Linked DNA regions of Homo sapiens: region 1 is linked to region 2. The links are chromatin loops, found by intact Hi-C in ENCODE. Cell type or tissue: dorsolateral prefrontal cortex. All regions are shown on one strand. Links, peaks and the distances in the headings refer to the core of each region. The heading gives the core; the rest is flanking DNA. Region 1 overlaps TENM4 (teneurin transmembrane protein 4). Region 2 overlaps TENM4 (teneurin transmembrane protein 4).

Region 1 (11,017 bases), core at 1,117-9,116, 250 kb after region 2:
TGGTCTCTAGATCTTGAAGGCCTAGTGTTAGAAAATACAGAGAAGGCTTACTGAGGATTCACTTTAAGAAAGAAAGCATATTTTAAAGAATCCTGAGATTTGAAAACTCGAGCCTGCTGTTCTGTTTCCTACATCCGCATCCCCAAAACAGACAAGAATTTTCTGTGTAACAGAGTTTACCATTACAGTAATAATCCCCTACATTGTGTAAGAGTTTAGCTTACTGAACACAATGACATACCATTTTTTCTTTTTTCCTTTTTGATCCACACAACCTACTGAATAGGATGGTAAGATTATTGTCCCAACTTAGTAGACACAGCAAACTGAGTTTCAGAAAAATTAAGGCTCTTTTCTGAAAGGTTTTTTTCTTGTTTTTTTGTTTACTTTTTGGGACAGAGTCTCACTCTTGTTGCCCAGGCTGGAGTGCAACAGCGCAATCTCGGCTGACTGCAACCTCCGCCTCCAGCATTCAAGCGAGTCTCCTGCCCCAGCCTCCTGAGTAGCTGGGATTACAGGCATGCGCCACCACGCCCAGCTAATTTTTTGTAGAAACAGGATTTCACCATGTTGGTGAGGCTGTTCTCGAACTCCTGACCTCAGGTGACCCATCCACCTCGGCCTCCCAAAGTACTGGGATTACAGGCATGAGCCACCATACTGCCCCCAACCCTGAAAGGCTTTCTCACTGGTCCAAGATCACACAGCAAGTGTGACAAGACCAGATTTAAATGCACTTCTCTCGTTTCATTCATTCATGTATTTTTGTGAATGTGTTTATTCGGTATGTGTTTCTTTTGCACCTTCTATATGCCTTGCACTCTGGTCAGGCTGTGGCTGCTGTTGTGAACAAGCAGACAGGGACTCTGCCCTAGTGGATCTTCAAGTCTGTCCGGAAAGACATTGATCAGTAATGTGACTGTGATGAGCTCAGAGGAAAAGTATGGGGCCTAGGAGTGCACCAACAAGGGGTGCTAACCTAATTGGGGTAGGAGTCAGGGAAGGTTTATATTAAGTACATGACAGCGACATCTAAGCTGAGACCTCAAAAAATTGGATAGAGAGAGCTAGGTGAGAAGGGGGGATCGGTTTAAAACAGAGGCCTGAAGATCACCAACAATTAATAATTAGAGGAAGAGCCAGAAAAGGAGGATGAGGACTAGGGCCTACAGTGGTAGGATTATTGGAAAGCATGCTGGCTTTTTTTGTTTGTTTGATTTTTGTTTGTTTGTTTGTTTGAGACAGAGTCTTGCTCTGTCACCAGGCTAGAGTGCAGTGGCACAATCCCAGCTCACTGCAACCTCTGCCTCCCCAGTTCAAGTGATTCTCCTGCCTCAGCCTCCCCAGTAGCTGGGACTACAGGTGTGTACCACCATGCCCAGCTAATTTTTGTATTTTTAGTAGAGACAGGGTTTCACCATGTTGGTCAGGATGGTCTCGATCTCTTGACCTTGTGATCTGTCCACCTCGGCCTCTCAAAGTGCTGGGATTACAGGCATAAGCCACTGTGCCCGGCCAGTGTGCTGTTTTTAAAGCTGAGGGAAAAGAGAGCTTCAGCAAAGAGGAGCTAGAGAATCATGTCAAATGCTACTGAGAGGAGCTTGTGGTTGACTGTTACATGCCTCACCGCCCTGGAGTCCCACTATAATAAGAGTAATGATTTAAAACAAGCAGGAGTAAACCCACAAGGACAAACAGAATAAGAGACAAGAGCCAGCAAGAGATGCCAGCAGACTTTTGAAAAAAAGAGTGGATGGAGTTAGCAGTGTGGAGACACGGAATGCTGAGCCCCTGCTGAGGGAGGTATCAATTAGAAGCAGAGTCACAGAAAACCTCCAGGTACAGCAAAGGCAGGGGTGAGGCACAGAGCTGGAAACGGGTGGATTCAGAGTCTATGTGACGTGGAAGCAGCAGCAATGAAACCCTTAAGTTTCCTCCCTCATCTCACATGGACAAGCGACTGTCTTCTCCCACCCTGGCAGAGGATCGGAGGCTTGTTCCGTAGAGATATCAACAAGGAGCTTCCAGATTCAGGGAAGGGAGAGTCACCATACCAAAAACAGAGGAAATAAGTACCAACTGAATTTTGAAAATGACATTCTAGATCCCATTTTTGACAGCCAAATGTATCATATCTCCTCTATAAGGAAGGAGATTAGAAAAGAAATCAGCAGAAGAGTGGGGGGACCAAAAGACTCTGGTAGTGCCTTCTGTGGATCCTCCACAAAATCCCTGGGTCCCCACTCCATCACCTTACGATGACAGTCAGCAGTTGACACAGAGCTTTTTGGCATCTCACTCTTAAATATGAACAGAGGATCATCAGACATCTGAGGAAACCTTCCAGCAAGTAAGAAAAGACCAAGACAAATAGGAAAACAAAAGAACTCAAAGGAAACAAAATAATATAGGAGAAGAGAACTTCAAAGAGAAAAAGACTATAGCCTGTCAAGATATGAAAGAAAATATATTACTGTCAATGTAAAACAAGAACATATACACAAAGGGGTATAGATCAGAGAAAAGGAGAGCACTCTTGGACATTAGAAATAGGAAAGTTAAAATTCCCATAAATGGGTTGAAAGATAAATGGAAGGGGAGGTGTGCTAAAAATAAATAGAACAAAATAGGTAAGAAAACTAAAGGATCAATTCAGCAAGTCCAAAATCTGACTAATAAGAACAGAGAAATAATACAAGCACATTTCCCATAGCTGAGGGACATGGGCTGACGGATTGCAAGTGGCCAACCTAGTTAACTTTTTCAAAGTCACTCATCTTCCTGAAAGCTCCCAGAAAGGGAAGAGATTACATGCAAAGAGTTAGGAAGCAGATGCCAATAGACATCACTAGAGAAGAGCCTGAAGATGAATAACCTTAAGAATTCTGAGGGGAAATTATTCCCAATTTAAAATTCTATACCCAAATTATCAATCAAGTGTAAGAGTAAAAGAAAGATAACGTCAGCCATGCAAGATCTTAAAATCATACCCCCGATTCACCTTTTCTCAGACAGCAGCTGGAAAATGCACTCTGCTGACATGATAAAGTAAGCCAAGGAAGGGGGTCCAGGAAGCAAAAGGTTTAATAAAGAAGGAGGTGATAAGAAGTCACAAATGATGAATGCTTAGCAGGCCTGGAAAACAACCTGACCAGACTGTGGCCAGGCAGAGGGCTCCAGCAGCAAGGGCTCTGGGCAGATGACAGCTGTGGGTCAGATAAATGACCTGGTGTGTTTGACCATGCGGGAAAGTCTATGTCAGAGGGATTTTATAGTTCTGTCAGCTAATTTGGGTGGAGGTATTAATAGAAACATAGGAAATTAAGTAAGCAAAAAATGACGCCTTTCCATTAGATTCTACTGGTCAGAAGTGGCAGATAATGCAATGGAGGGAAGTAGTAGAGAACATCACATGACAATCAAAAATTGCTGTATAAGCACATTATTTAGATATGTTGAAGTGAATTCTGGAAGAAATAGCAAAGGAGTTGAGAGAATGGCACTCAGGTATGTGGGTGAAGCAGAAGACTGTTATTTTTTATTATAAACTTTCATAGTATTCTTTGGCTTCTTAAACTGTTTACATATATTATTTTGATTTAGGGGGAAAACATTTTAATGCTACAGAGGTCAAGGAAGAAAGGACATTGAAGAATGTGCATTGGAGGCAGCGGTAGGAACTGTAGGAGACCTGTGGGGTTTCTTCTACATCTCCTCACTTAGCACCGTGCATTTGGATGGCTTATTTGAGGGCAAGGTCCACACCCAGCATTCGACCCAAATAAGCATGCATTTATTTCTCTCCAGGAAGAGAGTCTGTGTTTCTAGGCATTCATTATCTAGAATAATCCGAGTTAAGGATACTGTGGTGATTGGAACATGTCGACAATTTAGCAGCCTTTCCATACACTGTTGTACGGGTTCAGAGGATAAGCTCTGGAGCCTGAGTACACAGGTTCAAATTCCTCCACCTGCTCTTACTAGCTACATTGCCTTGGGCAGACTTAGCAAAGGCAACAAGTTGGGAAATGGATTAATAATAGGCCCTGCCCTTATTACGAGGATTACATGAGTTAACACATGCAAAGTGTTCAGAGCAGGCTCCCCACTAAGTGTGCAATAGATGTTAATATTATTTTTATTCCAAATTCCTCTTTCATATTTGCTTTCACACAATTATGAAAGTCACACAACTGTCCAAATTTAGATTTTACTTTTTAAAGCCCAACTCTATTAATATGGATAAAAAGCAAAAGCAAATCCATTTACAAACATATGTATTGGTGTTGTGTGTGTGCGTGCATACGCAAAGCACTATGCTGCTCCCAAAAGGGAGACAAAGGCAGTGCAAGTCTGAGGTCCCTGTCCTCTAAGAGCTTCTCACAGCCTGAGAAGACTTAACGTTGACAGCATTAAAAACAACAATTGGGGGAGTACTATATGGCACAAGGTGAATTGTCAAGGGAATTTTGAGAAAGCCAACCATGAGGGTCACTATAGACTAGGGTGGACCAAGAAGGCCCGGAAGGATTTGGATAGGAAGAAAGGAAAGGAAAAGGCACTGAACAAAAATCCAAGATGAGAAGCTGCTTGAAGTATGCGGGAAACCTCCTGAGACTGGCTGGGAATGAGAGCGGGGTTCCCATCCTGGTTCTGCAGCCACCCAGCTGTGAGACCTTGAGAACATCAGTTATCCTCCCTGAGCCTTGGAAGGATTAATGACACAATGCAATGTACCAGCACTGTGCCTGACTTGCAATAGGCTCTCATATTACTTTGTTTAATTTGTACTTTTAGTCTGAATCCCAAAGCAAGGGTATATTGACTGGCTTGGGGTTCGAATGAGGAAGCTTTCTGGAGGGAGTCAGAGCCCTAGGCCCAGACCTGTAGTTCCAACAGCCTGGTTATTGTCAGTCTCAAAAGACTGTTCAGAGAGGAGAAATATTTACAATAGTAGGCATTGTGATTTGCCTAAAATAAAGCTGCTTTGAGCCTTCAGCTCAAACTATGGGAAGTCTCTTTTGTCCTTCATTACTGGCATCTGTCAGCTGACGCCCTTTGCAGCTTCAGTTCTGCCGCTCCTCCTGTGTGCCAGCCCCGCTGCACTACCTGTAATTCTGAAAACATCTGCCTTTGAAGGTAATGTTCTTTCTTTCTAAATATTCCCTGTGCCCTTCTCTGCCTGGAGAATATCTGCCCAGTCTCCAAGGTTGAGTGACAATGCCTTCCTCGCCTTCCCTGAGATGTTGCTCCATCATCTGGGCTTTACGCATTTATTACCGCAAGCACTTAGCACATTGTGCATCAGACTGTGAGAGTAGAGGGCAGAGGCTGTGCCTTCATCATATCACAACTGACCAAGCATTTGCTCTTCACCCGGCCAGGAGCTGGGAGCTGGGAGCTGGGGCCATAGAGGGAGTTAGGTCCCACCTTGGTCCTCCAAGCTCGTGTTACAGTACAGCAGGCAGACATGCAGATGACTAATGCCAGTGCAGTTTTCCTGAGCTGCCATGAAACTTGGGCAGTGTTGTGGGTGAACCAGAGAAGAAAGCAATTAATCCCTTAATTGCCTGCACATGGCACATAGTAGGGTTTCGGTGACTAGTTGTTTGGGAAGCCTGACAGTTTTGGGATCTGCAAGTCATTTCACTTCTCTAGGCCTCCATTTTCTCATCTGAAAAGTAGGGATAACCATACCTAACTTTTAATGCTGGGGTAAGAGTTATGAAATAATGTATGAGTTTAATGGGTTTATCACAGTGCCTAGCACATAGGACTCAATAACAGGTGGTGGTGATGGCTACTATTGTTACCTTATTTCATGTCTAAATTCATCACTTTATTATTAAAAACTTGGATCTGCACTAAAAATCAGAGAAGTTTAGATGGGATGAATGAGAGGTCAAATATTCTAGTACTTCTTTGACTTTCAGTGGATGTTTTTGAAAGTATTCCTGCCCGGAGTCTCTCTCTTAATTTACTGTCCTGGCGGCTGAGTGTGAAGGTTGGGATTTCCCCAGGGTCTGAGAGGAAAGCGAGGTTACACTCAGCCATCGTTAATTAAAGCTGCTCTCCCCAAGCCTTCGGAGAGTCGTAGCCTGGAAAGCCATCAGATGACCCGAGCAGCGGCCACCTCAGGCCAACTGCTCTGGAGGGGATGTGCACCTGCGTCCTGCTAAACACTGGTGCACTGCCAGGCATGGAGGGCTCAGCAGGGGGGAGTCTGCTCCCTGGGAGGGTGCTGATCTGTTCTTCCTGCTTTCCGTTACATTCCTTTGAAGCCTTGAGACCAGCAAGTCTAGCCTCAGCCCCACTTCTCCCTCAGTTTAACAGCCAACAGTGAGCAGGTCTCAGAGGCCTCTCCTTTGTGCACCCTCTACCTTGGGCTGCTGGGCCCAGCCCCTGGCTGTACTGATGGATCAGGCCCAGTCATCAGAACAGCCTCCCTGGTCATGGGCACCACCGAGGTGTCCAGGGTGAGCAGTAGTGGAGGAAAGAAGCCAGACATTGGCCAGTATGATGGGAATTTATGGGAAATGCCCCGGGGGGTTCTAGGAATAGGCTAGATCTTTAAAACTCATCTTTCACAGAAAGAGGGAGTAATGTCTGTAAAATGTTTGTCCATACCTTGGAGGTATGAGCCAAAAGGAAGAGAGGATTCAGCAGCCCCAATACGTCCATGTGGGTGCATCCCTGTGTGTTGTGGTGTAGGCGGAAGAAACATCATCTCACACGGACTCACTGTGTCTGAATGATATAAGCCAGTACTGTGTGGAGATGGTGTTGGAGCATTAATTGCTGTTGTTCCAGGACAAGATCCAGGCTCCCTCTTATCCTGTTGTCACAAAGTACACGCACCTGCATGCACAGTATGCTAGGAGCCCCTGGTGAAGGAGAAGAAGTGAGCTAAGGCCAGCTAGGGGACAGCCACTAGAAACTAACCCACACAGAAGGGTCTGCAGGCCCCTATTTCCAGTCTTTCCCTTGCTAATACTATAATCCCTGCTGTGGACAGGGGCTTTCTTATCACTCCCATTTTCCAGACAAGGAAACTGAGACACAGAGAGATGAAGTAACTTGTTCAAAGTCACAAAGGAGATAGCAAAGTAGAATTAGAACCCCCAGAGTCTCATTCTGAAGCCTGCAAGCTGGTGCATTCTCCATTATACCATGCAGCCTCCGACTTGGCCTGTCCCAATGGTTTTGCTTTGTTTGGTTTGTTCTGACTAGGTTTCATTTTACCTACTATTAATGAGACATTTACTGCAGGCCCCGTTAAATGCCTCCCATGCATTATCTCATTGAGCCCTCCAACCCCAACATGAAACAGATAAGTGAGGAAACCAGAGCTCAGAGACACTAAATGGTTTGCCCAAGGTTACACAACTAGTGAGAGTCAGAGCTGGAAATCATACCCACGTCTGTCTGATGGCATAGTCCATGCTCTGCCATGGACCAGGGAGTTCAGCCTTGTCAAGTCAAAACATGCCAGAGACAAGATCCACCCCTGAACTGAGGGGCAGTCAGAGACTTCACATGGGGAGATAGGGCCCTGCTGGCCACACGTGGGTCACACTCACACACCAGCCCAGTGGACAAGTAGAAAGAACCAGGGACCCAGGAGGAAGGCTGGCCAGACAGAGGGGCTGCAGTCTAGTGCTTGAGGGGCCCCTCAGGCTGTCTTCATCTAGGCATACAGATAGCTGAGTGTAGGAGCACCAAACCACTTCCAAACCTCCCACTGGGTGGAGAGCAGATGGCCCCACAGGCCACCCTCTCATTGGTCACATTGGTCAGGGAACTGGGGAGGAACTGGCCCTTTAGGCCAGGCCCAGGCTGGAGCTAACATTTGTATTATAACTTCATCCAGTGGTGGCTTAAAGTCCTGCTGCTGCCAAAGTCAGAAATGGCCAGAAGGTTCTATAAAGTTTTCACAACAGAAACTATTTCTCAATTTCTTGCAAGATATGTAGCTACCGCTTTTGCCACTGGGCAGTTTCTGCCTAGAGGCTGAGGAAGTATCTGCCTAGGTGGCTAGAGCAGCTATAAAATATTTGACTTGAACATATAATTACATTACCATGATCTCTAATAGGATTTGGTGTCAAGAAGAAGTCCAACTTGGCCTCTGGCTCAAAGATATAGACCCAAGTTATTATGTTGAGTGTTACCTAGTAGATAAATAAGAAAGAAATACTGTTCAAATCATCGTGCTGCTGACCAACACGCATTATAATTATTGTGAAGAAAAATCCACCGCAGCCTGAGAATTTATCCATCTTGCTATTCAACTTACTGTGTTATATCCTGATAGAAATAATTTAAGTACATAATTCACAGATGCCATCTTGGCAGCTCTTGCTAGAGAAAAGAATTGGGGTCCTGCAAAGTGATATTACTACATGCCCCCCAAATACATGGTTAGTGCTGTTTTGGGAGAAGAGAGGCCAGTACCATGTCTAGCTAAACGTAAAAGGCCCAGAGGAAGACAGATCACAGTGAAGCTGCAGGTCTGGAAACAATTTATAAAAAGGGAATTTGAAAAAACAGAAATCAGCAAGGAAGTAAGCAGTGCATTCTCCACAGAGAGAGCCCAGCCTTAAGATTTGAGGCTGAACACACCAAAGGACATAAAACCAACCAGAAATTGCACTTTGTCATTTGATATTTAAAAAGTGTTGACTGCCCAGCTACTCCAGACAGAACACTGTGCTAGTCACTGTGGCAGCACAGATAAGAGGGAGAATTGGAAATGGATCCTTCCTCTCAATGAATTTGCAGTCTACTAGGGGAAAACAGCCATACTTATACATAACTAGATTGCAAAGTAGACAGCAGTAGGTAATAAGTGAAAGACAGAAGTAAACTGCCATCAGGATTCAAATGAGAGCTCTATCTTGCTAGGAAGAGCCAGGGGGACCTTCACGAAAGAGGTAATATTTAAACTGGGCTTTGGCCGGGCGCAGTGGCTCACGCCTGTAATCCCAGCACTTTGGGAGGCTGAGGCAGGCAGATCACCTGAGGTTGGGAGTTCGAGACCAGCCTGACCAACATGGAAAAACCCCATCTCTACTAAAAATACAAAATTAACCAGGCATGGTGGTGCATGCCTGCATTCCCAGCTGCTCAGAAGGCTGAGGCAGGAGAATTGCTTGAACCCGGGAGGCGGAGGTTTCAGTGAGCCAAGATTGCACGATTGCATTCCAGCCTGGCCAACAAGAGCAAAACTCCATCAAATAAATAAATAAATAAATAAATAAATAAATAAATAGGCTTTGAAGGATGGATAGGACTTGGACAAGCGGATAAGTGGGAAAAGAGGATTTTCAGGTAAAGTTATGAGCAGTGGGCTCAGTCAGGGAGGCTGAAAAGGGAGTGTGGGTTCAGGTGGGGAGTAATTTGGCAGCAGCACAAAGAGGGCATGAGAAAGACCTTACTTGAAAAGGGCAATTGGATCCTTAAACTCCTGGTTCAGAAATTTGGGCTTTCTCCTCTCCAGTGTTTTCTAAAGTATAGTTCCCAAGATTATTTTAGATTATACATAGACAGACTCTATTTCAAAAATTATGTATTTATTTTAGTAAACTGGAAAAATATAGTTAGATATAGCAAATCATTATTTCATAGTGATATTGAATTTCTATGTTAAATAAAGTTAAGAAAATAAATGAATTGAAAAATGCTAAGTGAGTAATAGGACAGATGGTATGTGAATATGGCAACAGCATAAAAGCAGTACCCAAATAAGTGACTTTTAGAAAACACTGCTCCAGGCCTGGGTGGTATACTCGGATGCCTAGAAACCAGGCAGGTGACATTAGTGCAGGAAGCTACAGAGATGGCCTGTGGCTGATCATAGGGTCTGGGCCTGCCCTAAATGAGAAGAGATTATTCCCATGTTGGATCTTCCAATTTAAAAACTTTTTTTTTGTATTTAACAAGTTCTAAGTATCGAAATAGATATATGAAAGCCAACATGAAGATTTTTCTTTGACCTCATTTTTAAAAAGTTCTGGCAACTAATTCAAATTTTTGAAAACACTACATAAACAGAAGTGTCCATAGGGCTCCTGTTTGTAATATCTACTCCAGATGATAAGGGACAGTAACCCTATGGAAGGCTACTGCCCCTTATCATCTGGAGTAGACATCACAAAGGGGCAGGCCTGGAGACAGAAGTCCACTTAGAATGCTGATGCAGCAGTCCAGGCCATGAGTAACATGGCCTGGATATTTCCATTTTCCAGGTACAGTCCAAGCCAACATAGAGGTTTTTACCTGTAAGTCTCTAGGTTATCTTTATATAGTTTTGTGCATTTTCATATCTGACTATGCTGACTTAAAAGGGAGGAGACCGGCCGAGCATGGTGGCTCACACCTGTAATCCCAACACTTTGGGAGGCCAAGGAGGGTGGATCACCTAAGGTCAGGAGTTCAAGACCAGCCTGACCAACATGGTGAAACACCGTCTCTATTAAATACAAAAAATTAGCCAGGCGTGGTGGCACATGCCTGTAATCCCAGCTACTTGGGAGGCTGAGGCAGGAGACTCTCTTGAACCCTGGAGGCAGAGGTTGCAGTGAGCCAACATTGTGTCACTGCACTCCAGCCTGGGCAACAAGAGCAAAACTCCGTCTCAAAAAAAAAAAAAAAAAAAAAAAAAAAAGGAGGGGGATTTGGTTTTCTATTTGGTTTGTAAGTAGTAGAGAGCTTGGTGACAAGCCTGGATAAATGATTGGAGACTAATTAGCAGCTCCCCACACCCCACTTCCTCAGAACCTGTTTCTTTTCCTGCATTGTCTGTCATCACAGAAGAATTCAACACAAAGTGATGCTCATTAGATGGAACTCTCTAGCCAGCAGCTGAGTTGAGTGTTTTACACTGATTTCTTAAGTAATTTGTCCCAGAGACAGACTTGACATGAAGTTGGCATTATGATCAGCCGGTCACTGTGTGGGAGCAGCAAAAATGATTATTCTGGATCTGGCTCTTACTCTTACTTGACCTCCATCTTGC
Region 2 (11,017 bases), core at 1,567-9,566:
AAGCTTCAGTTCTTTATTTAATACAGGATCATAGCTACTCAGAAACATTTGTTCATTTGTTCAATTAGCCATTATTTATTAAGTGCCTACATTTGCAAGGACAGAAGCTTGGGTTTTATGCCGAACAAGAGAGACACAGTTCCCAACTCTGTAGAGCTTAGAGCATATAATTAAGCAACTACTTAAATATAATTTTGGTAAGTTATCAAAAAAAGGTACAGAATGGTAGATTAAATCACATTAAAATGTGTTAGAAATGTATAAGTTCTAAAGTACTATTTAAACACTAGGCAGCATTATCCTTATTACCCTCGTAATATTTCCTTTTTTTTTTTTTTTTTTGCGAGACAGAGTCTTGCTCTGTCACCCAGGCTGGAGTGCAATGGAATGATCCTGGCTCACTGCAACCTCCGCCTTTCAGGTTCAAGCGATCCCACTGCCTCAGCTTCCCAAGCAGCTGGGACTACAGGCATAAGCCACCACACCCAGCTAATTTTTCTATTTTTAGTAGAGATGAGGTTTCACCATGTTGGCCAGGCTGGTCTTAAACTCCTGACCTCAAGTGATCTGCCCGCCTCAGCCTCCCAAAGTGCTGGGATTACAGGCATGAGCCACCAGACCTGACCCAGTTCCTCTTATTTTTAAAATACCTTAATGATCTGATCCTCAGTTTCCTCCCCAGTAATATGGGAATTATAAAAATACCTATGTCAGCCAGCCTTTGCTATATAACATATCACCCTAAAATGCAGTGGCTTAAAATGACTGCATGTTGGTTCCTGTTTCCAAGAGTCAGTTATTTGGGCTGGGCAAAGCTAGGTGGTTCAGCTAGTCTCCCCTGGGTTCACCTGTGTGGCTATAATCTACCGGGTGTTGGTTGGCTCAGCCCTGTGGCTCCAGCAACAAGTAGGCTAGCCTGGGCCTCTTTATATGACAGCTGTTTTCCAAAAGCAGGGGGAGAAGGCAATCCCAAAGGCTCAAGTGTTTTTCATGCCTCTGATTCAAGTTTGCTAATATCCGCTTGGCCCACTGGCCAATGCAAGTCATGTGGCCAACCCCAGAGTTAGTGTGGGGGACTACACAAGAGTTTGGAAACAGGGAGGTATGATTCCTTGGGAGCCATTAGTATGGCAGTCTACCATCATGCCTCACTTCCAGAGTCGTTCTGGTGACTTAGTAATAAATACAGGATGCTGTGCTTGTGGTGTTTGTATGAATATTGGTGACTGTACATAGTAGATGTTTAAGAATTGGTCGGTCAATATGAATCTGAGCAGCTTGCTACCTTATTAAGGAAAAGTGACATTACACAGGAAATAAGTGGCAAGCAATTGGCCAAAACAGCATGTAAAGTGTGGGGTTATGGGTATATGCAGAGCAGTTTCAGGTAATAAGACTGCATCTGACTTCAATTTTCAACCTTGGTGTTTTACATTAGCCAAAAGAAACTTTTTCAGAGAAGAATGGCCAGGATGGAGACAACGTGAGTGAGGACTGAATCAGGGGAAGGCAAATAAATACTTCTCCTGGATAACAAGGCAACATTTACACCTATTGACTGAGTCTTTATTAAGTGCCAAGCATAGGATTGAGCCTTTCTATGCATCACCTCATTTGAGCCTCAAGACAACCCTGTAAGGTGGTATATACTATCCCCATTTTACAGATAAGGAAATTGAGGCTTAGAGAGTTTATCATCCAAAGTTGTACGAGAAGTATGTAAGAGATTCAGGGTTCAAATCAAGGTCTGCCTGACTCAAAAAAGCCTGACCCAAAAAAAAAACCCCCCTTTTTTTTTTTTGAGACAGAGTCTCGCTCTTTCGCCCAGGCTGGAGTGCAGTGGCGCGATCTCAGCTTACTGCAAGCTCCGCCTCCCGGGTTCACGCCATTCTCCTGCCTCAGCCTCCTGAGTAGCTGGAACTACAGGTGCCCGCCACCACACCCCGCTAATTTTTTTTTTTGTATTTTTAGTAAAGAGGGGGTTTCACCATGTTAGCCAGGATGGTCTCGATCTCCTGACCTCGTGATCCACCCGCCTTGGCCTCCCAAAGTGCTGGGATTACAGGCATGAGCCACTACACCCGGCCAAAAAAAACCCTTTTCTCTACATTGAAATTTTTGGGAACATTATAGTTCACATGCAATTATAAGAAATAACAAGAGATAGCCTGTGTACCCTTTACTCAGTCTCTCCTAATAGTAACATTTTACAAAACTATAGCAAAAGAACAGATAACACAAGCAGGATGTTGACGTTGATACAATCCACTCATCTTATTCAGATTCCCCATTTTACTTGCATTTATCTGAATGAGTGTGTGTGCATGCATGTGCGTGTTTACTTCTATACTATTTTATCACATGTGTAGGTGAGTATATGCAGTCAAGACAACGAACATTTCCATCACCATAAGTTTCCTTCGCAGTCCTCTTTTATAGCCACACCCACCTCCCTCCCACCCCTACCCCATCCCTAACCCCCTAACTACCACCAATCTGTTCTCCATTGCTAAAGTTTTATCATTTTTCTTTTAAACATGTTATATAAATGGAATAATGTAGGATGAAAGCTTTGGCGATTGGCTATGTGTTGACTCAGCATAATTCCCTGGTGATTTATTGGTAGCATTAGTTCATTGTTTTTTATCACGGAGTCATATTCCATGGCATTCTGTCATTGATTTAACTGCTTACCTGTTGAAGGATATCTGGGTTGTTTCCATTTCTCGGCTATTATGAATAAAGCTTTTATGAACATCATTGTACGGCTTTTTGCATGAACATAAGCTTTTATTTCTGAGGGATAAATGCCCAAGAATACAAGCGCTAGGTTGTACAGTAATTGCATATTTAGTGTTCTAAGAAACTGCCAACCTGCTTTCCAGAGGGGCTGTACACTTTTATATTCCTACCAGCAATGTATGGGTAATCCAGTTTCTCTGCATCCTTGCCAGCATTTAATGTTGTCACTATTTTTTATTTCAGTCATTCTGATAGGTGTATGGTGATAGCTCACTGTGGTTTAATTTGAATTTCTCTGATGGCTAACGATGGTGAATATCTTTTCATGTGCTTATTTGCCATGTGTATATATCCTTTTTGGTGAAATATTGGATCACGTCTTCTGGCCATTTTCTAATTGGATTGTTTGTTTCTCACTGTTGCATTTTGAAAGTTTCATATATATATGTGTATACACACACACACACATATATATATATTCTAGATACTAGGCCTTCCTTTGTTAGTATGTGGTTTGCAAAAATTTTCTCCTACCTGTAGCTTGCCTTTTCCTCCTTTTAAGGGTATTTTCAGAGCACAAGTTTTCAATTTTGGTTAGGTTCCATTTATCAAATTTTCCTTTTTTGATCATGCCTTTGATGTAAAGCCTGTGTTTTTAACCATGGTGCTCCACTGCTTCCCAGAGCCTGGAGAAGAGAGGTCTTGGTTTGGGAGGAGGTCTTTGGCTTGCTTGTGAGGTTCTAAGGCATATGGAGTTAGGGCCGCCAGGAAGGCTCTCACAGGAGGTAAGTTTCAGCTCACTATCAGAATGAATTGTCCAAGGCCAAGTTTAGAGAATGAAATGTGTTAGGAGTAAGCTCCCTGTCACGGGAGCTCAAACAAGGGCTGGCTGCTATCCACGTGGACTCACAGAAGGAATTCAAGCATCAGATGGGGCTTGGGCAACTGTATCCCTCATGTTCCCTTTTAACTAAGAATTTGGGAGTGTGGTTTTTGAATTAGCCCTGCCTGAATGGGAGTTTTTAACAAATATATCCCCCGGGTTGAGAAACGTATAAAGGCTTTGGATGACAAAACCGAACCAGTCTCAAGAGGAGGTGGCCAGCTGAAGCCACCCAGTCTGCCATTATCTTGTCTAGGGACAGAATGCACGGAGGCCGAAGGCTTGCGATGGCACAGGCTGTGAGGCTGGGGCCTATTCCTGGATCCCTGTCCCCATCTTGGAGGCAGCTGCACACTGCCTGCCCCACCTCCACCCCAGCAGCCTCTTCTCCATTCAGACTGCCCTGGAGAATCCCTTTCTTTACGGCACTTATAAGACTTAATTACCAACGGCAAAGTCCTTTGAGGCCTTGGATGAAAGGAATGGGAGCAGCACAAGGCTTGATTAGGCGTGTAGAACTCTGGGCACAATTAGCTCCATGAGAGACTGGCCCTGCCTTTATCTGTCTCCAGTTCTGTGTGACTTACAGCGGCTAATTATTGAAATAAAAGTTGCCTGGCCACCCAGCTGCTGGAAAGAGGGCCTTAATATCTATTAAGTCTGCCTTTAATTATTAGAGATGGAGGCAGCTTCAGGCAGTTAGGGTTTTCCTATCATTATGGGCCTTTTCCTCCACCCCTTTGAGGCTTGGATACCCAGAGATGTCAGTGAAATTCTGCCAAAGCTACATCTCTCCCTTGCTTTCTACATAGCTTCCTTTCCAAGATGCCTTTACTAATCCACCTTTCCTGCTGTGAGGACCCATAGTCACACCTCCCCAAGGGCCTTTGCAATCACTGCATCTCACAGAACTTGGAGCCCTAGATGGAGCATTTTAAATTCCTGTGTGTGTGTGTGCACACATGGGTGCACACATATGTGCATTTTTCTGGGGTATCAGGGCAGTTCTCAGGCATAGATTAAATGTGACACCCCACACCAACCCATTTTGCAGAAGAGAAAACTGAGGCCGTGGAAGGAAGCAGGATGGAGCTGACAGCTTCTGGCTTTTCACTTGCTGGGATGCGGCTGACTGCCAGTCACAACCCCCCAAGCCTTAGCTCCCGCCTCTCTAAAAACAAAATTTCAAGCAGCATCAGGAGGGCACAATCAGTTGCCCCCTTCACAAACCTGGGGAGCTTGTGTGGGGCCGAGGGAGTGGATTTGTGCTACCGAAAAAGAGCCACTTAGAGGATGCCAAGGGAGAGGGTTGGCTCGCAAAGGTTTCCAGCTTTGGGGCTTTCATTAGGCAAAGAGAAAGTCAGAGAGCTTTGCACCTAGAAGGACCATGGAGGTGGCATATGGAGAGTTGTATATTTTTATTCACTTTGGTTCAACCCAGCAAACCCTGGATGCACCTCTAAGCTGTTCTTAGCATTGGGGAAGAATCGAGATGTTATAAGTACCAATGAAGTTAATGATCCAGGTGTGTGGGCATTTTCCTAACAGATGATGAAATTGAGGCACAGAGCAATGCAGGGACTTTCCCAAGGACAACCCACCTGCTCTAAGAGCCCATGTGAGCACCAGCTGAGGGAGGGAAGGACTGTTCCGAGGTCACTTTCAAACCGCTATTGTGTGGGCTTCAGTCATCACGAGTTGAGGGACGGCCTGAGTCATAGTAACTGAGGAGGAAATATAAGGGCTGGGGGGATAAAAACAGAAATTTTCTTCCTCTAGGCCCGCCCTGCCCCTGCCCCACCAGCAAAATTGAAACCTGTGTCAGCCACGAGCACTCCGAGCCCACATCCATTGGGCAGCAGTTCTGAGCTTGATCCAGTTCCATCCCCAGGGCTCAATAGCAAAAGGCCTGGTGAACAGAGTTACAATAGAGCCTTTGGTTTCTGAACAATCACAGCAGTGGGCCAGCAGCCATTAAGCATGTGTGCATGCACACACACACACACACACACACACACCACCTCTGACAGGAAGGACAGCCTGGGTAATCCCTGCTGTCCTCCCAGCTGTGATCAGAGGCTGATGGTGACCTCTAGATTTCTATCCTTTCAGCTTAGCATCAGTGTCAGGTATGCCCAGGGCATAGACTACATGTGTCTGGACCTGGAGTTTTATAAGACAAGAAGCTATTGTGCACACAAGGTATCTTGATGGCACCCGGAGAAGCCATTGTGATATTCCTTCCCTGCTCAACAGAGCATCTTCTCTGGGCCTAAAGAGCAGAAAGGATGTCTCTAAATCCTCCCTTAGCCACAGACCCAAAGCTGTATGAACTCAGGCCCAGCGTCTGGCTGAGAAGACAGAGGAAAAGAGGGACTAACCCCTTCCTCCAGCTGTTGTGTTCAACCAAGAACTTCCTTCAGGCTGAGGAGGCCTTTGTGTTAAAACTAAGTTTCACCATTTCCAGAATCCTTCAACTGATGCCTGCCTTTCTGGGATGTTGGTTTCCCTTCTGTCTCTCTCCTCTCTCACCTCACAGAGTGGAGGCCTAATAGGGCACCCAGGTAATTACAGGTTAAGATTGGACGCAGTAGGGGACGTGTGATTAATCAGCCTCTCTCCCTCTTCCCTCTGCTTCCTAGTGTGGTCCCAGAATAAGCCCAGAGAAAGTCAGGAAAAAAATGTTTTTACAGAGAATTGGCAATCCAATAAACTGGGTTTCAGGCCTGACCCTTGAAGGGGTTTTCTAGGAAAAGGGTTTTTCTAGGGAGAAGGAAGGAAGTATTTTTCCCTGGGGCCTGAAGTACAGAAGAGACTGGCAATTTCCCAAAGTGCTGCTTACAAGGAAACTCAGAGTCCTAACAGCCAGCTGTACTTGGGGCCCCAGTGGGTCTGGCTTCCAAGAAAGCCACATGGGACTGAGTGCCCCAAGGCAACATGTGTCAGATACAGGAGAAAGGGGTGCAGGGGGGACATTCAGGCTGCACCAAGAGGCTTCCAGTGGATTCCAGTCAACACAATGGGAGAGGCAGGCCAGCAAACGGGATCATCTTCCTCTCCCTGCCCTGTTAACCCCTGCTCGGCTTTTCAGACCCGGCCCAGGGATTCCTCCTTCAGGCAGCCTCTGCTGCCCACCCCACCTGATGCAGTGCCCCCCTACCCCGGGTGTCTGTGTCAGTTGCTCTTTTGCATCCTTTGTGCTGGAATCACCTGTAGACGTGTTTGTCCTTCTGACATTCCTGTGGGCTCTTCGAGGATCAAGACTGCATCCGCTCCAACCCCTTGTCCCCGGGTCTACCCTAGGATCTCATAAAGCCTTGTTGGATGGGAAAGAGGGAACGAGGTTGGACAAACCCAAGGAAAAGGTCACCAGAAAGGTGAGGGCTTGAAAACTGTGGGAGATATGTTAAATCTGAAGAGAGGATGCAGACACCCAGACCAGCCCGGTCTTCAGTCTGGAAGAGCTATTGCTGAGGCAAAGGCATTAGGCTTATTTCCTGAGACCCCAAGGAGTAGAGCTGAGGCCTGTGGAAGGAAGCTAAAAGGAGGCAGGTTTCAGCCCCCTGAGGTAGTAAAGTCCCCAGCTCTGGAGCTGGTGTGACCACTCAGTAGGGATGGGACTGAGGAGGGTTTGGGCACCTGATGGGGCTTGAATCAGCTGACCTTTGATGTTGTTTTCAATCCGAACACATTTTCTTTCTTCTTTTTTTTTTTTTTTTTTGAAACAAAGTGTCACTGTGTTGCTCAGACTGGAGTGCAGCGGCTCGATGTCAGCTCACTGCAACCTCCTCCAACTCTCAGATTCAAGCAATTCTCATGCCTCAGCCTCCTGAGTAACTGGGACTACAGGTGTGGACCACCACACCCAGCTAATTCTTGTATATTTCGTAGAGATGGGTTTCACCACATTGGCCAGGCTGGTCACAAACTCCCGGCCTCAAGTGATCTGCCCTCCTTGGCCTCCCAAAGTGCTGGGATTACAGGCGTGAGCCACCGTGCCCAGCCTAACACATTTTCTGACTCTAAGATGCCACCATTTGTCAAAGGGAATCATTGGCTCCTACGTGACTTTGGGGGCAGGAAGGATGTAGACCAAAGGAATCTGGAAGACACAGCTACCATAATACCATCTGTTGATGGAAGGCCTGTTGTGTCCTAGGCCCTGCACATGCCCAGCCCTCTAGGGGGTCAGGCAGCTCTGGGGGGAGCCCTCCCAGCTCCGCAGCTCAGGATCAGAGAAGCAGTGCCCATACAGCAGCTGTCTGCCCTTTGATACCTGGCCTCTGACAAGCTCTCTAACAGAAGGGCAAGATGGCTTCTGTAGACAGCGGCACCATCTGTCACCTGCCTGCCAGCCGCTGATTAGGGATGTCCCTGTAGCCAGGCTGGGCACACAGCCACACTCCACCACGCTCCCAGGAAAGCCCTGTCTCTGTCCCGACAGTTCTCTTTCTGTACAGGGCACGTATCAAGCAGCAGCTGTAAAAGCGCTTCTCCCAGGAGTCCAGGCCAGGTGCTGACTCAGTTCAACAGAAGAATTAATAATGTTTTTTAAAAAAGGTGAAAGAACAAATAGAACATTTAAGCCAATTAGAATATAGAATGACGTATGCAGGAAGCAGTGTAGGTTATGATTAAAAGCTTGAACCTTGGGGTCAGACAGACACAGGTTTGAATCCTAGCTCTGTCACTTTTTTGTTGTGGCCTTCCAGGCAGGATACTTAACCTCCCTAAATCCTGGTTTCTTTGTCGATAAAATGGGGATGGTTTTGGGAGTGGTGAGAACTCAGTGAGGTAATGCATATAAAGACCTTGCTTTTAGCCACCATTATTATAATCACTGTCTCACTGTTGAAAAAGGCCAGGGATTCCCCAAAGTGACAGTGCCAGAGAAATATGCTCTGGGTGCTACAACAGAGAGTACAGACCTCAGAAGCAGAGCTCCCGGATTCCAGTCCTGGTGTGTTGTGTGAACTTGAGCATCACTTTGCTACTCTCAGTTTCTAAATCAGTAAAGTGGGGATAGGAGTGCCTCCTTCTCTGGTTTGCACAAAGCCCAACACAATACTTGGTACAAGAACAGGTACCACCACAAGCCATCCTCCCCACCCCCACTTTAAAATAAAGGACTCAAAGACCACACTTTGAAGGAATAAGAAAAGTAAAATTCACGATTTTACACATACACACACACACACAGATGCTACCCAGGACTTATATTTTGTGGAACACATTTTAGCTCTGAAATATTTATGGGCCCTTTTTGACACACAAAGAACTAAAAATATCACCCTGTGCTTATGTTAAGGAAAACTTATAAAACTTTAGTCCAGTAGGAATTCAGTCAATTTCCTGGCTCGTTTCTGGCTGTATCTGAGGCTGCGAGGTAACCCGGGGTGATAACAGCCCCCATTTCCCTGCGGGTTTTGGCAGGGGCAGAGGTTTTTTCGAGCACTGTACTGTCTGTGGAAGTCTCTCTGCGAATGCTCCAGGCTCCTGCCCCTTCATAAATATTGCTGGAACCCATGTGAAGGGGCCAGGTTTGTTTCTTGAATTTCTCCTCAAACACCAAAAGCTTTATTTCCCATATCTCCCCTTCTCCCGGGCCCCACACTCTTGCCATTCTTCCAGACCAGCTCCAGCCTCCCAAGGCAGCAGGGCCTCTGAAAACTAGCTGCAGGGCACGCTCCCTACCAGGTCCTCCGAGGGCAGGCTCTCTCTGCCACATGCATTTTGCATTTTACTGTCCACTTACATTTACCATGTAGGGATGTTACTTTATTTCTTCTACCAGGCTGCTCCCTCCTCACTTCTCAAGCTTTCTCTCCAACCTCTTTCCCTCCCCAGAGTCTGAACTCTCGGAATATAACTGGGCCTTTGTCTGTGCCAGGTTCATTTTTCCATGCTGTGATCTAGGACAGTGTTTTTCAGACTGTAGATTGGCATCTCATTCATAATTCTAGTTAAGTAGAGAATAAAATATCAGATTTCACCCTTGCAGTAAGGTTCAGCATCTTTTCATGAAATTTTTGTTTTAGTTAAAAAAATTGTAGATGTGTGTATCCTGGATTGCAATATAAGCGTATTTTTACTGTAGGCAAGAGAAATTTGAAAGCCACAGATCTAAACTTTTTTCTCTCCTTACCTCAAAACCGTCTTTTACTTGACATTCTTTGGTTTTCATTTAGATGTCACTGTTTCTGGGGAGTGGTCCCTGATGGTCTCTCCACCTTTGACCCACCTTGGCCTGGGTGTGGGGCAGGCCCCTGTGGTGTCCTTCCCTGCCTCTCCCTCTGTCTGACTTGCCCAGTGTATAGAAGCATCTAGGAGTCAGAAGCACATCTGTCTTGTCCTCTGATGCCTCCAACAAGGCTTGGCACAGGAGGGTAGGAACTGGGAGTTCGGGGAGGAGAGAAGAAGGGAGTCTCCTATGACGCCTCCTTGGATCTTTTGCAGCACTTAGGACAGAAAAGGGACTTAGCAATGATTACCAAATGAATGAGCCTATGGAACTAGGTTTTTGATCCTTTTCTTGAGGTTCAAACATTTTCTTCAGTTTCAAATCTAGACCCTGACACTTGGAAGCCACGTGATCTAGAGCAAGCCAGTTAATCTCTGGGCTTGTTATCTCATTGATAAAATAAGAGTAAATAAGAGAAAATAAAGAATAAAAGAATAATACCTAACTTACCAAGTTATTATAGGGATTTGAAATAATTTACACAGTACCAAGCACATGAGGAGGTGTTCAATTAACAGTAGTTATCTTACCATTACTAGCCCTTTCTTTTCCTGTCTTCAGTGATCCCCTGATCACCATCACCACCAGGGGGCTCCCAGGCCTCCCCACATTCACGTCCCTATTGAAACCTTCCAGATCCATCCAAGCCCAGCTTCACATAAAGGAAAAAGACAAAAACAAAAAAAATACTGATATGGTTTGGCTGTGTCCCCACCCATATCTCATCTTGAATTCCCACGTGTTGTGGGAGGTAATTGAATCATGGGGGCCGGTTTTTCCCATGCTGTTCTCGTGGTAATGAATAAGTCTCACAAGATCTGATGGTTCTATAAGGGGGAGTTTCCCTGCACAAGCTCTCTCTTCTGTTGTCTGCCACCATGTGAGATGTGCCTTTCACCTTCTGCCATGACTGTGAGGCCTCCCCAGCCACGTGGAACTGTAAGTCCATTAAATCCCTTTTCCTGTATAAAGTACCCAGTCTCAGGTATGTCTTTATCAGTAGCGTGAAAACAAACTCATACAACCACCCAAACATGGATTTTAAATTCAGAAGGTCTGGGTTCAGGTCTCAGCCCTGTCCTTTACTGGCTGTGTGAACTTGATCAGATAACTGGATCTTTTAGCCTGGCCTCAAAAACGAGAAATAATTA

The links. Hi-C counts contacts between places; a loop is a spot of excess contacts. Peaks named below come from ENCODE experiments on the same cell type or tissue, not always from the same donor. Only the 100,000 strongest peaks of a DNase experiment are listed, where the experiment ranks them.
Region 1: it touches region 2 in a loop (2.2-fold over the local background); 5 of 110 quality-filtered maps call a loop at or near these places.

The regions. Positions count from the first base shown.
Region 1 is chr11:78,825,726-78,836,742 of GRCh38, reverse strand. All of the region lies in intron 12 of TENM4 (teneurin transmembrane protein 4), which reads left to right. Among named protein-coding and RNA genes, the nearest start is that of NARS2, 260 kb to the right of the region's middle. In dorsolateral prefrontal cortex, for the core only: CTCF peaks have their summits at 4,130 and 4,337; a DNase peak (open chromatin) is centred at 4,326; H3K27ac peaks cover 657 bases.
Region 2 is chr11:79,076,161-79,087,177 of GRCh38, reverse strand. All of the region lies in intron 4 of TENM4 (teneurin transmembrane protein 4), which reads left to right. Among named protein-coding and RNA genes, the nearest start is that of TENM4-AS1, 12 kb to the left of the region's middle. RefSeq lists an enhancer at 1-106. In dorsolateral prefrontal cortex, for the core only: no CTCF peak of the experiment used is centred there; DNase peaks (open chromatin) are centred at 5,567 and 8,033; H3K4me3 peaks cover 419 bases; H3K27ac peaks cover 1,596 bases.